Regions from separate parts of the Homo sapiens genome. Here region 2 is linked to region 1. A link is a loop called in an ENCODE intact Hi-C map of the cell type or tissue named here. Cell type or tissue: Caco-2. All regions are shown on one strand. Links, peaks and the distances in the headings refer to the core of each region. The heading gives the core; the rest is flanking DNA.

What was found. Hi-C counts contacts between places; a loop is a spot of excess contacts. Peaks named below come from ENCODE experiments on the same cell type or tissue, not always from the same donor. Only the 100,000 strongest peaks of a DNase experiment are listed, where the experiment ranks them.
Region 2: a loop joins it to region 1, with 16 times the contacts of the local background. A loop is called at or near these places in 19 of 110 quality-filtered maps.

What each region holds. Positions count from the first base shown.
Region 1 is chr2:29,050,019-29,058,175 of GRCh38, reverse strand. TOGARAM2 (TOG array regulator of axonemal microtubules 2) reads right to left here. Exons shown (of 20, transcript NM_199280.4): 20 at 5,946-6,420. The coding sequence ends at 6,083. Among named protein-coding and RNA genes, the nearest start is that of PCARE, 20 kb to the left of the region's middle. RefSeq lists an enhancer at 4,711-5,221. In Caco-2, for the core only: no CTCF peak of the experiment used is centred there; DNase peaks (open chromatin) are centred at 4,764 and 5,133.
Region 2 is chr2:29,193,901-29,200,482 of GRCh38, reverse strand. ALK (ALK receptor tyrosine kinase) reads left to right here. Exons shown (of 29, transcript NM_004304.5): 27 at 2,807-2,941; 28 at 3,623-3,713; 29 at 6,561-6,582. Among named protein-coding and RNA genes, the nearest start is that of CLIP4, 82 kb to the right of the region's middle. In Caco-2, for the core only: a CTCF peak has its summit at 3,479 (motif pointing right); a DNase peak (open chromatin) is centred at 3,492.

The DNA.
Region 1 (8,157 bases), core at 1,645-6,644:
TTCCCAGGCCTTCCCCCCAGTAACAGATCTACAGCTGAGACTAAGAGTCTGAGTTTTTAAAAAGCACTTGTTCCCGTCTCTCTCTCCCCGTTCTCCTCCCGCAAGCAATTCTTTTCATCAACCACATTTGGTAAAGACTGATTTAGGGATGCTGACTCCCAGGTGTGGGCTAGCCTGGGAACCTAATAACCACTGAAAGCTTTGAGATTGTGACAGAGGTTCTCAACTTTGAGTGATCAAGGCTCTGATTCGGTAGGTCTGCAGTACAACCCAGGGATCTGTACTTTAACAAGCACCGTGGGTGATACTGTAACAAGCAAGCCACAGTCCACACTTCGTGCCTACAGCGTCCCCAGGCCAACAGCTTCCAATCAGGGCATACCTGAAGTCTCCCCTTTTTCCACTATGAAGCTGCAGCATTACCTCTGCTTGCATATGAGTCTCTGCCAAAACTCAGGTCGTCATGGCAGGCTCCCTTGCTATAGCAAGCTCTGAATAGGCTACACTTTGCTCATGTAGCCTTCATTTGTGTCCACAAATCCCGTCCCCACCAGAGGCCAAGTGTTCACAGCATGTCCTAATGATCAGAGCTGACCAAGCAGACCCTCTCTGCCCTGAAGCTTTTGGGAGCAAAACTCTGGGACCAGACTAACTCCAGAAATCCATGGGGTTTCCGTGGCTTATTTCAAAGGGCTCAAACTGACCCAAGGGGAGGTAAATGTCTTGGAGCCATAAAACATCCTGGAACAGAAAGTCAGGGGCTTTGGAGTCAAACAGGCCTGGACACACACCCAAGTTTCAGCCACTTTCTTGCTGTCTTAGGACCTGACGCCTCAAAGTGTGGTCCCTGCCAGACTCACAGGATTGACCTCACCTGGGAATTGAACACTACAGACTCTCAGGCCCCACCCAGACCTGCTGAAGCAGAATCTGAACTTTACCAAGATTCCCAGGTGATTCCTGTGCACTGGCTGCGGTTATTCATTAAGCATCGCTGAGGCCCAGTTTCCTCATCAGGAAATGGAAGAAATAATATCTTCCTTATAAGATGTCAAGAAGAATGGCAGACCTGGAACACTGCAGAATTTAATGAGGAGGTTGGCTCTTCCTCTCGGCTTCCCTTTCTGGGCCCCCATCTTCCTCCCTCCATCACAAGGAGAGCAGGAGACTTATGGTCATTTCCCCCTTTCTTTTCCTAATGGCAGAACCAAGTTATAATAAGAGGAAAATGCTTTAGGCAAGAAAGCACTCTGCTCCCCTGCAAATCATCCCCTCTCCAGTCTCAAGAGTCAGAAGAGTGGAGGGGAAGGAACAGCCACAAGGAGAGAAGAGCTTCTGGGTTTTCTTCTCTGGGGGGAGGGATGGTTCTGAGGGCGTCTGGAGAAAGGGTAAGACAGCTGGAGAAATGGCAGGCCCCAAGCAGAACAGCTCCCTGTTTTCGTGGCCTTATGCTAAATGCTTTATGAGAATGTTCTCAGTCATCGTCACCACAGCCAGGTGTAGGTGGGCATTGATGTCATCCACACACTAGATTGATATGGAAAGATCAGAGAGGTTGATAGATGGGTCCCAAGCCACACGCCAGCAGGCCACAGGCCTGACTCCAGAGCCTGGACTCAGTTTCTACCGTCAACCCCAGAATACTCTAGGGCTGTGAGGTAAGGGGAGCTGGCAGGCCAGGAGCCCACAGGGCCTAAGCCATGGCCAGTTTCCTTTTTTATCTGATATTTTATTGTGGTTTTTGAATTCACCCAGCCATTAGAATCACCTGGAGTTAAAAGAAAAAAAAATACAGCTGCCTAGGCTTCACCTCAGACCAAGTGAATCAAAATCCCTGTGGGGTGGGGGTAGACCTCAGTATTTTTTAAGTCTTGCCAGATGATTCCGAAGCACAGTGAGAGGGTAGAAACGTTTATTATCTCAGCAGGTAGGAGATAATAAAGGGAGGAGAAAACAAGATGAGAGATTTTGTTCCTGGACCAAACTGAGGGTTGGGCTGCTATTTCTCGTGGCCCAGTAACAAGATGCAGATGAACTGGGGAGGAAGAGAGTTTTTTATTTCCATAACCGGTTACAGGGAGAAGGCCTGGAAAATATCGCCAGACCAACTCAAATTACAAAGTTTTCCAGAGCTTGCATATCTTCTAAGCTACATGTCTATGTGTAAGTGTGCACTCATCTAAAGACATAAGCGATTAATTTCTTTTAATCTGTAGCTAACATCTAAGTCCTGAAGACCTTCCTCTGGAGCCTCAATAGATTTACTTAATCTAAATGGGTCCAGGTGCTGGGGTGATTACCCTTATCTTGTCTCCTGCTAAATCCTGAAGGTTTGGGGAGTTCCTTCAGACCTCCAATAAACTTGTTTTTGGAGGCCTGGGGAGTTTCTTCAGACACCCAGTAAAGCTTGTTTAATCCTAAACAGGTCCCACTAAGAATTCCTTCATTATCTCATCATGCTTCAAGGCCCAGCAAAGGCCTAGGCAAACTCTTGGTGGGCTTTTGTTACATTCCAGCCTTTGTATAAGGCCACCAGCTCTCTCAGCTTTTAATGTTTAACTTAACCACTCAGTCAGTATTGAAACAGTTGTTATGGATGCCTGCATTAGTGATACCTGGCCTGCCACAATGGGACCTATAGGAAAAGTTTCCTAAAATCTCAAAAAAATTCTCCTTGATGTAAAAGGGAATCCTGGCAGTTACAGCTCTCAGACAAGTCTTCTGTCTATGAGTCTCACTCTGAACTGAGTACACTCATTTTTCTAAGAAAACGAGTTTTTAAAATTATTTCTCTTCTCTTTTCCCCATTTCCCCTTGTTCCCCACTTCCTACTTAGCCCTTTAGAAATGCAACTATACGGCACTACTCACAATAGCAAAGACTTGGAACCAACCCAAATGTCCAACAATGATAGACTGGATTAAGAAAATGTGGCACATATACACCATGGAATATTATGCAGCCATACAAAATGATGAGTTCATGTCCTTTGTAGGGACATGGATGAAGCGGGAAACCATCATTCTCAGCAAACTATCGCAAGGACAAAAAACCAAACACCGCATGTTCTCACTCATAGGTGGGAATTGAGCAATGAGAACACTTGGACGCAGGAAGGGGAACATCACACACCGGGGCCTGTTGTGGGGTGGGGGAGGGGGGAGGGATAGCATTAGGAGATATACCTAATGTAAATGACGAGTTAAGGGTGCAGCACACCAACATGGCACATGTATACATATGTAACAAACCTGCACGTTGTGCACATGTACCCTAGAACTTAAAGTATAATAAATAAATAAACAAATAAACATATATATAAAAGAAATGCAACTATAACCTTTTACCTCCCCTTTACCAGACACTCCCTCCAGGGCAGGCTCATCTAACTGTGTGCTTAGAAGCTCTAGAGCAGAACTTGCACCCACCAGGAAACTGCCTGGAGACACAACAGTCAATTAATAACCCAAAATATGCCCACTATGAAACTCCCTCCCACCCGGAGAGCTTCAGCCACTTTACAACCTAGTTCTGCCCACGAAGATGCCAACTTGACCACCCGTTACATAAGTCATCAAAGCAAGTATGTGGACTCCCCCACCTGCCCGCTTCCTCTCCTGCATGCCATTCGTGCCAGCACCCCCCCCCCCGCCCCTTTAAAAGTGCCCACTTTCTGCTCCAAAAACGACACAGTACCCTTCAAGGCAGCTTCTTCCCCTAAACTAGCTTTGGAATAAAAAGTCAGTTTCTTTATACCAGGCCTCCCTTTTGTTCACTGGAGTCTGCAAGCAGTGAGTGACTGCACCTGCATTTTTGTTACATGGAGAGAGAGATTGAGAGAAAGAGAATCTTCCATCATTAGAGGCTGTATTCCCACCCCCAAGAGCATCTCATGTAAGTGGAGTTCCTGGCCACACACAGAACCAAGCAAAGTATGTGTGGGCTTAGCTCCAGCCCCAGCTCTTAGGAAAATCTTCATGTCCCATGACAGGCCGTCCCATTAGATTCCCACAGGTATTCCCAACAGGCCCAGGGCCAGGTTACCAACATGCTGTCTTCCCTTCATTTTAAAAGTAATGAGGTAAGGAAGTCTTTGGAGATGGAAATTTCTCAAGGTACACCAGAGCCACCCAGTGCCTCCCAGCAGCGTCACACCACAGGTGTGGTTAATAAAACCTGAAATAATGAGGGAAAAGAGAACAGTGCAAAGATGTATTCTGCACTTTTCCACTGTTTTCAGCTGTTTTCAATGCCTCCGCCCCTGAGAGTGGGTGGAGGCCCATGGGATGGGAAGCTTCCTGTGTGAGAACACACATGGAAGGCAGGAAGACAGGACAGTACTGCTAAGCTTCATTTCTGCCGTCAAAATCCTTGCCAGACTCTACGTCCCTGGCCTCCTAGGGATCTAAAAAACCCTGAAATGTTCTGATACATTCTAGGATAAAAGCAGAAAATGCAAGTCTCCTCACCAAACCAAAAACATTTGCTCAGATGACAGGCAAATGCAATTCATTAAATTGTTCAACACTTAAAACATTTACTGTCAGCCTCTTGGGCATTTTTGGATGGCTGCCTGTCTAGCAGGCCTTTAACCTGGTTCAATCAGAATCAACAAAGAGCTAGATGGTCGCAGGGAAGCCCCTGCTGGGGTCACAATCAGGTGAGAAGCAGCTCACTGGGCTAGAATTACCCAAAGTCACTCTTAAGCCGCCTATGACAAGCCCAAGGCCCGGGATGACTCGCAGGCCCAACCTCACCCCAGGGCGTAAGGAGGGGCCGGACTAACTACACCTGCCACAGAGGCAAGATGGGAAAGTGGCTTCCTCAGCCTGGTGGGGTATGGAAATACATAAGTGAGTAGATTCGGGGCTTTCCAGAGCCAGACTCCCCAGGAGAGGCTCAGAACAGGGATGTGGAATGGATGTTAGGCCTGGGGGGCAGATGACAGTGGAAAGAGGTTCCACTGGGGAAGGGCAGGGGAGGGGGGTGTCTGCCAGAAAACTTGCTGGCATGAGGCTGGGCCCTCAGGGCCTCGGTCGTCTGGATCTGCCCCAGCACGTGGCTGCAGGCTGGGCTCCCCTGCAAGAGCTGGGATGCTGCCTCTTCAGCCTTTGCCTTACCAGGCCTGCCTTGCCTGTGCATTTGAGGTCATGGCCTTAGCTCTAACTCTTTCTGGTCACACAGTTGTTAACCTGCCACTGGCCCCAGCCAAGGCAGAGCCACTCCTACCTAAAGTGTCCAGAGCCTGAGCCCCAGACTTCCCTCTCCACTGCCGGGACTTCATTTCACTGGCTGTTCCCCCAGGGGCCAACACCTTCCCTGCTTCCACAAGTCCTGGCCCGTGCTGTGCCCACTCGCCCCTCCAGCCTTGTGATGTGGCCCACAATTGCAGCCTGTGCAGTTTCAGAGACTCGGCAGCATCTGCACACTGGTAGCACTTTACGCTCCACATGCATCTCCATTTAGGGTGTTTCAATGGCAAAGCATTGTCTAGTCCTCTTCAGAACTAGCCAGAACTCCAACTTCTAGAGAAGGCTTTTAGTGATGCAAATCTCAAATTCCCCTTGTCTTTTGATAAGCTGGGCCGATCAGAAGGTTCCCACAGGACCAACAGACACGTGCTGCAGCTTTTGCAGGGCAGAAGCACGATGTCCCTGAACACGTTTGTTACACTCACCTCCAATCAGGCCCATAACAAATGGACTGGATTCGATGACCAACTCAGGCTGCGGGTTTCAGGAGGGCTTGCCCAGCAGCTCACAGATGGGCAACTATCGTCTCGAGCGGGCTGCAGCTTGCAGGGCTGTGCTACCCTTTTTCTTCCTAACTCTTTGTCTCAACATTGTCTGCAACTGGTTTTGCTGCTGTCACATTTCATTTCGTTCATCACAAACCTAGTTACTGGAAAATTCTCTGTGATTAAAAAAGTACAAGATAATAAAACCTTAGAAAAATAAGTAATTCTTTTATTTCTACTTCAAAATATACCATGTACATCTGGAACTCTAAGGGGGAAAGTAACCAGGAGAATAGTCCATCAAAAAAATAAGATAAATAATAATTGCCCATTTCAGATCCATCTTTAATCCAGCTGAAAAGGGTATGAGCTGCCAGTTGTCTTGCTGTCAGGGGCCACCCCTCTGTCAGTGGCCTTGCGGCTGCCTCCCAAGGACTCTGAGTCTAAGAGTTCCTGGAGCGTCTTGAGGACGTGCTTTGGCTGGCTGGCGGCAAAGTCCAGCAGGCGGGAGCCCATGTGCTCCTGGAGGCTCCTGGACAGCCGGCACACCACCCCGCGGATGTTCCCGCTGGGTCCAGGCAGGGTGCCATTCCTGGTGGCGGTGTTCAGGAAGTGCCAGAGGATGGGAAGGACATGCCGCTCTACAGCTTGAGGCTTCCGGGGGTAAACTGAGGCCACCAGCACTGTCAGGCAGAAAAGGAGAGTCACTTGAGCCAGGCACTCTCTCCCTCTCCCACTTCCCTCTCTTGGGACACCAACTTTGTCCCCCAAAGGGCTGGCAGCCCAGCAGGCACAGCAACTAAGGATCATGACACATTTAGCAGCCTATGAAAATGTGTTAGCTTCTTTTAACATTAGTAGAAAATATATGAATATGTCCAACCTGGTTTATATCTGTGCTTATACCAACCAGTCAGAAACTATAATTTTTAAATATTTTTTATGGAGAAAGGGGCACGCAAAGGCAGAAATATGCAGAATCTCTGACAATCATAATGGTTCCTCCAGCCCAGGGAACAGGAAAGAGGCAGGCACGCCTGGTTACAATCCTGCCCCCATCAACTGTGTCAGCATGAGGAAGCCACCCGACCTTTCTGAGCCTTTTCCAAACCCATAAAGTAAGGATAAAAATGCTGAACCAACCTCTCCAGATTGTTAGAAATTCGATAATATACATAAAGTGCCTACCTGTAGGCAGGCAGGTGACAAATAGTAACTATAGTAATACTGCATTTATCCACATCACCACCTATGGAAGTCCACACAAATACAGAGAAAAACTACTGGGGAGGGAAATCAAGACCCTCTCACATGAAGCATGCTGGCAGACAAGACAGCTGGCAGGGGAGAAGCCTAGCACAGCCTCCCCGGTGCCCGGATGCCAAACCTCAGGACGAGACCAGCAGCAGAGGCATGAACGTGCTTGTGAACCAGCAAGCTCTGCACAGACCATTCCAGTGATAAGCCCCCATATCTGGTTTCCCAAGGCCCCCAACCCTCTCTAAACCCCGGAAAACCCAGAAGCCAGCTGAATCTGCCAACCAGCTCTTCATCACCTGAGTAAATGCCAGGGCTGTGGCCACATTAAAACCACATCAAGGGCTCTCCTGGGTCCCCAGAGGGGCTGCTCAGGCCTTCAGCTGTGGCCGCATTATCCTAAGCGCATTAGCACTATCGAAGCTGGCTTTGCGATTCACATGCTCTGCCTGTCATCCAGCCGAAGGATAAGTGCTGGGGCAGGCAAACAACACTAACAGCAGCGCTTTATTGATTCTGTGGGCCGGGAATTCTGTGGAAAACAGTTTCCATATCCTGGAAACTGCCTGAGCCCAGGGCTCAGAGCTTCACATCACAGCTCCATTTCATGCTCACAGCACCCCTGAGAGGCAGGATGCTTGTCCGTTTTCCAGAGGAGGAAAGCAAGACTCAAATCAAGGCAAAGGGCAAAGCAGAGGACAAAGGCCTAATCTGCCTGGACTCCAAAGTCCACACTCTTTCTACCGCATGCTGTCCCCAAATTTCTAGGGATTCCATATTTCAGAGGTGATCTGGAGCTTTATTTTTTGTTTTATTTATTTATTGAGACAGTGTCTTGCTCTGTCACCCAGGCTGGAGTAGAGTGGCACGATCACGGTTCACTGCAGTCTCGACCTCCTAGGCTCAAGTAATTCTCCTGCCTCAGCCTCCCCAGTAGCTGGGACCACAGGCATGCGCCTCCACGCTCAGTTATTTTTTTAAAAATTTTTTTTGTAGAGATGGGGGTCTCATTATGTTACCCAGGCTGGTCTTGAACTCCTGGTCTTAAGCAATCTGCCCATCTTGACCTCCCAAAGTGCTGGGATCATAGGTGAGCCACCTTGTTTTATTTTTCATGAAACTGCAATTTGTCCTTCCTTCATCAGGACCACATCATCTAATCC
Region 2 (6,582 bases), core at 1,582-6,581, 140 kb before region 1:
CTTATCTGGAACTCAAATTTAACTAGGTATCTGGTATTGTTTGCAAATATGAAAATCCTACTTATTCAAAATTGTCAAAGTTCTATGACCAATACTACTTCTTGCTCCCTTGAACTCTAAACTAAGAAAATAAATATTCATGTGCAGTTCTATTAGTGCTCTCAAAGGATGCTATAACCTATATCTATCTAGAAAAACAGAAAACATATAGCTATAATTCTTTAGGCCTTACTGCCAGTTTCTTGTTCATTTGATTTTGCCTAGTTAGTTTTGCCTTGAAGGGAAGTAAGATCACCAAACAGAAAGGAATAATATATGTGCCAGGCAATTTGTAAGTAGCAAAATCAAGAGATCTCCAAACAGAAAGGAATAATATATGTGCCAGGCAATTTGTAAGTAGCAAAATCAAGAGATCTAATAATGTATTCCAGTCTGTCTCGGATTAGTTGTATAATAACCTGTGCTTCAACCTTCTCACCTGAAAAATAGGGAAAATATCTTTGCCCAATCCTTCTCACAAGAGTCTTTGAAATTTCACACAGATGATGACAATAAAAGCACCCCATGTTTCTTAGAAGATGAAGGAACTATTGTTCTCTACAATTTTTGTGGTAATATTTGCTAACCTCAGAAAACTACAATCACACTAAAAGATAGTCTTTGTCAAAAAGCTGATCATTAGGTAGTGGTTTAAAGTTTTAATCAAAATATCAAAGGTGATTCTTTTAGAACACGAAGAATTCATCTCATAAAGCTTTTAAAAAAACAAATGAGAAATCAAATATTTTTTAAAGAGAAATAGAGAAAAATGCCTTTTCAGATTTAAGACAAATACACAGAAAGTAAAATAGAATGGTATCAATGCAAGAAGCAGACAAATAGATGAAGTGAAAATATAGCCAGAAACAGACCTGTTTTTAATCGTGAGTCAATGGGTAAGGAGGAAATTATCTTATGCATAGTGTTGGAAGAGTAGTTATTTGAAAAGCAAATCAATTTAGGTCCTTACCTCACACTAGACACCAAATTAAATTCCAACTAGATTTAAGAAGAGAGCAAAAACAAACACAACTAGAAGAAGATAGCAAATATTTATCTAATCTTTGGTGAAGGGAAGATTGTATAACTATAAAATAAAGGAAATCATGACATTAAAAAAATAGGTTTGACTATCTAAAAATAAAAATCTTTCTTTGGTATGCTAAAAAGTAGCATTAGAAAGCAACTAAGGCCAGGTGCGGTGTTTCACATCTGTAATCCCAGCACTTTGGGAGGCCGAGGTGGGTGGATCACCTGAGATCAGGAGTTCAAGACCAGCCTGGCCAACATGACGAAACCCTGTCTCTACTAAAAATACAAAAATTAGCCAGGTGTTGTGGTGGGCGCCTGTAATCCCAGCTACTTGGGAGGCTGAGGCAGGCGAATCACTTGAACCTGGAAGGTGGAGGTTGCAGTGAGCCAAGATGGCACCACTGCACTCCAGCCTGAGTAACAGAGTGAGACTACATAAAAAAAAAAAAAGAAAACAACTAATAAAAGTATTTGAATTTTTTATAAAAGGTTAACATCTCTGACATATAAAGAGTGCCTACAAATCAAAAAGAAAATTGATTGATAGATACCAATTTGTCCCAGCAGATAAAAATGGGCAATTCATAGGAAAAAAAAGTGAAATGAATTAATAAACACTTGGGAAAACATCCAACCATGTGAATTATCAAGTCAATAAACATAATTTAAAATATTCTACCATTTTTTCCCTTAAAATCAGCAAAAGTTGTCATTATTATTAAGAATACTCAATGCTGGTGAGTGTGTCTACCACGCTTTTACATGGTGCTGGTAGATGAACAGAGTAACACATTTGGAAACCAAATAATATGCACCAAGAATTTGTCAATATTCATAGTCTTTTGATCTAGTTATTTTACTAGAATTAGCCTACATTTTAATTCAGTAATTACCCTGAATTACTAGATTATCCTATCTGGATTCAAGATCTATCTTGAAAGTTATAGGACTGCTGACTGTTGGATGGGAAGTGGAGGGGTGTGGGAGAATGGAATCAAGGATGACTCCTAGGTTTTGGGCTTGAGCAAATGTATAACCAGAGGTGCTGATGAGTTGGAAAAGAATAAAGGAGATGATGTGTGTACAGAAAGAGTTCCATTTGGGCATGTTAAATTTGAGTTGCCTATTAAAATAGGCCAGTGAAGTTGATGAGTGGGCATCTGATAGATGAAACTGAAGCTCAGAGAACTGTAAGAGACTATGAAATCAGCTGGCTGGACATCCTAATCTAGTAATTCAGAGACTTTATCTTAAGGAAATCTTCCTTTTAAAAAATGCACAAAGATGTTCATTATAGTATTTTAAATATTTTGAAAACTGAAAACAATGTGGAAATGATAAGGCAAACCAACTACTCAATGGAATGTTTTACAGCCATTAGCCATTCCAAATGTTATTTATGAAATGGACTGGCATGGAAAATGTTTATGATATAATGAAATGTGCAGAAAAGTCAAGGTTCAAAATTGCATATTGAATATAACTGCAAATAAGTGAAAAAAAATCTCAGCACAGAAACGACTTAAAAATCAACAGGGGTTGTCTTTTAAGGGAGCATCATGTGTAGTATTTTCTTATTTTTTAAATTTTTCTACATTTTAAGAGTTCTATGTTATGGAAAAGGGTATAATGGGGGAAAAAAAGGTTGAAATTGTATGTCTGTGTGCCTGTGTGTGTGTGTGAATGTGGGTGGGTGTGTCTATATCCATCTCCATGTCCTCTGTCCCATGCCCAGGTCCTTTGGAGTGCTGCTATGGGAAATCTTTTCTCTTGGATATATGCCATACCCCAGCAAAAGCAACCAGGAAGTTCTGGAGTTTGTCACCAGTGGAGGCCGGATGGACCCACCCAAGAACTGCCCTGGGCCTGTGTATGACTCTTTTAGGAACACTTCTGCTAGTTACTAAGCAGTTTTTCTTTTCAAAAAATATCCAGAGCCACATATGCTTCTTTAAGATGAAGGGGCAGATGGCTGCCCTCCCTTTAATATGCCCCAAGATGCGAATGTGACTGCGACTTCAGTGAGATGGATGCGTCTCCCAGGCCCTCAAAAGCAAGGATGCCATCCCAGAAAAAGTATCCATTGTCTGGCTACAGGCTGTGGACTCACCAGGCCTACATTCCCCAAGCTCCTGCTGGGAATGTGTGTCCCAGGCCCAGTCCCTGCTGCCCTACACCGTATGTCTGTGTCTACTTTAAAGATTTCCATTCCCTGCAATGTCTCCTGCCCTGCCTGGCACCCCTCACTTCCTTCCCACAAGCAACGTGGATGGGAAATATAATTGGAATATTCTGTCCCCAAAGTGGCTTTAACTCAGGAATGGAGTGACAGCAGCCGTGGTTAACATAAACATCAGGATGTCTGTGTTAGATACCTTTACACCTGCGCACTCTTCCTTGACCAATCAGCAGGGGGCAGCATAGGCCAAGTACACGGGGCCTAGACGAGTTCGCACCCTCAACGTATTCGTTGCAACCCTGGGGCTGGAAGAAAATATATTTTTCATCATTGTGCTTCTCCTTATTTTAATTAATGTGCTTCTTCTTTTAGATACCGGATAATGACTCAGTGCTGGCAACATCAGCCTGAAGACAGGCCCAACTTTGCCATCATTTTGGAGAGGATTGAATACTGCACCCAGGTAAAACATTTTCTCCCTTTGGTCAACATTTACTCTATATGAAACAGTCTTAAAGATGGCAAATACCGAAATATGAAATAGGTCAAGCCAGTCAGAGTACAAGATTTATGATCAAAATAGTGAAAATTAATTTTCTCTAAAATGAAATGACTGGTGTCTCCATTTGCCCATTTTGTAAAATAAATATTAGTAACTTCACCAGCACACAGCACAGTGCCAGACACACAGTAAAAACTGGGGAATCAATCCAGTCCACGAGAATTTATCAAGTCCCTACTGGGGACCTAATGTTTTAGTAGCCAAAATTGAAGCTTCACAGACGTATGGAACACATCTGCTCTCAAATAGTTTAGAGCCTGGCTGGAGAAATAACAACATGTGAAGTAATTAATTGCATATAAAATTGATAGATTATATGTCCAACTATATATGTCAGGAGGATTAAGGGAATGAAATTTCAAAGTAATCTGGAGAAATTTTAACATCATCAATAATACTTGCTATCATTCATACTGCACAAATCACTTTTTGCGTATTTCGTTTTATCCTTAGTGGGGAATGTAAAATATCCCTACCTTATAGATGAGGAGTTAAGGCCTGAAGAGTCTGTCCAAGTCAAACATTCTTCTAGCAATCCTGTGGGTTCCTCTACAGATCCCTCTCCCATTCCTTCAATAACGACTCGAAATTTTTGCTTCTCTCCCTCATTTTCAGCCGACAGCTATGCTTCCTCCCTCACCAAGAGGGTGGAGATCATCATAAGAGAATGCCCTCATTTCCTCCCTGTCTCTGATACAAACTTCTCTGCCTCTGCCGCCATTTCTCACCACCTGCCTTCCCGTCTCTCCTCCCCTTCAAGGCCAGCCTTGCTGCCAGTATCACCAATCGCCTGCTCAGGGCTTTGTTCTGTCCGATGCTCTCCTCTTCCCTGTATTCACTTTCTTTCCCTCTCTCTTGGTTCTCGTTCTGCCAGGATATCTAATTCTGAGAATATTTTAGAAGAGTCAATAAACCACTATTTATTTAATTTAATTTTGGGAGCAGTCTCGCTCTACTGCCCGGGCTGGAGCACAGTGGCGCCATCTTGGCTCACTGCAGCCTCCACCTCCCGGGTTCAAGCGATTCTCCTCCCTCAGCCTCCTGAGTGACCAGGATTACAGGCATGTGCCACCATATCCAGCTAATTTTTTTTGTAATTTTAGTAGAGATGGTGTTTCACCATTTTGGCAGGCTGATCTCGAACTCCTGACCTCAAGTGATCCACCCGCCTCGGCCTCCCAAAGTGCTGCCACACCTGGCCTACCTACTATTTCTTTAAATCCCCTCCTCTTCATTGTGACTAAAGACAGACACATTTTTCAAACTGTAGTCATTTTCCAGCCTCACTACTCCATCCTCTTATTCCTTTCAGCTCACGTGAGTGAACTGGCATTTTTATCTATAGACTTCCTATATCACGTTATTGAAGGTTCTTTCAGAGAACTCTGTTTAATGACATTAGGTTATTTTGTTGTAATCTGAATGGAATACACCCACTTAAACATATATACCTTCTTAGGAGTATTTTTCTCAATAGTCTATAATATCCCTCTTAAAAGGCAGTTTTACACAAGCATATTTAAAATGATTGATTCACTATAGAAATTACTAAAACACAGAGGGAACTAAAGAATGTTTTAATGAGTCAGAGGTAGTTATTTTTTAAACTCGAACACTCGTGTTTTTCTGTTACTCAGGTAATGAGGGTATTTTCTCAATTTGCATAAAATATTAATTAATTTCTCCAAATTTAATTTTTCTTCCACAAATTTTCCCTAAACTTCTGGCAGCTGCTTCTGTTCTTCTATGTTACAGTCTATTACTGTGAAAATGATCTAGCACACAGTTGTTTTTGTAAATGGTTTTCCTCACAGCACTTCAGCATTTCCTGGGTTGTGCAAAGGGTCCCTCACATCCAGACTAGTTAAAGAATGCCTGTAATCCCAGCACTCTGGGAGGCCGAGGCAGGTGCCTCACCTGAGGTCAGGAGTTCGACACCAGCCTGGCCAACATGTTGAATGAAACCTTGTCTCTACTAAAAACACAAAAATTAGCGGGGGTGGGGGGGTGGGGGGGTGGGGTGCATGCCTGTAATCCCAGCTACTCAGGAGGCTGAGGCACGAGAATGGCTTGAACCCACTAGGCAGAGGTTGCAGTGAGCCAAGATTGAGCCATGGCACCCCAGCCTGGGCGACTGAGCAAGACTGTCTCTAAAAAACAAACACAAAAACATGCACTGTGGTACCTGCACATGTGATGATGTGGCACAGGAAAACTTACAATCAAGTGTAAAGTACCCAAATGGAAATGGAAAGCAGCTGGGAAGAGATCAAAAAATAAACCCTGTAGGCCAACATGGCATGTGTCTCCTCTCCTCCTCCCCCCAGCCCCCCACCATCACTCTTGAAGTCAAACACATAGGCTTTTATTTTTATTTTTTCCAGTTGGAACGATTTTAGTGGAACTAGACTGGAATAATACAAATAATAATCTTAATTTTTTTTTTAAATCCACTAATCTTTAAAAACTGGCCAAAGGTCTCCTCCTCTGCAAAGCTTTTCCTGCTCCACTCTGTCCCAGGCACCCATACACACTTCCATTATAGCGCTTATCCTCTAAGGTCTTTGAGGATAAGGATGACTTCCCATTCATTTTGTATGCCCCAGTGCCTGTAAGTTACTATATTCTCAATAAATCCTGGTTTCCTCATCTGTAGAATATGTTTAGATAACATCATCTCTAAGGTATCTTCTAGATCCAACATTTTTTGTCTCTGATTCAAAGTTTTAATAATTTCCCCTACGGCAGGACCCGGATGTAATCAACACCG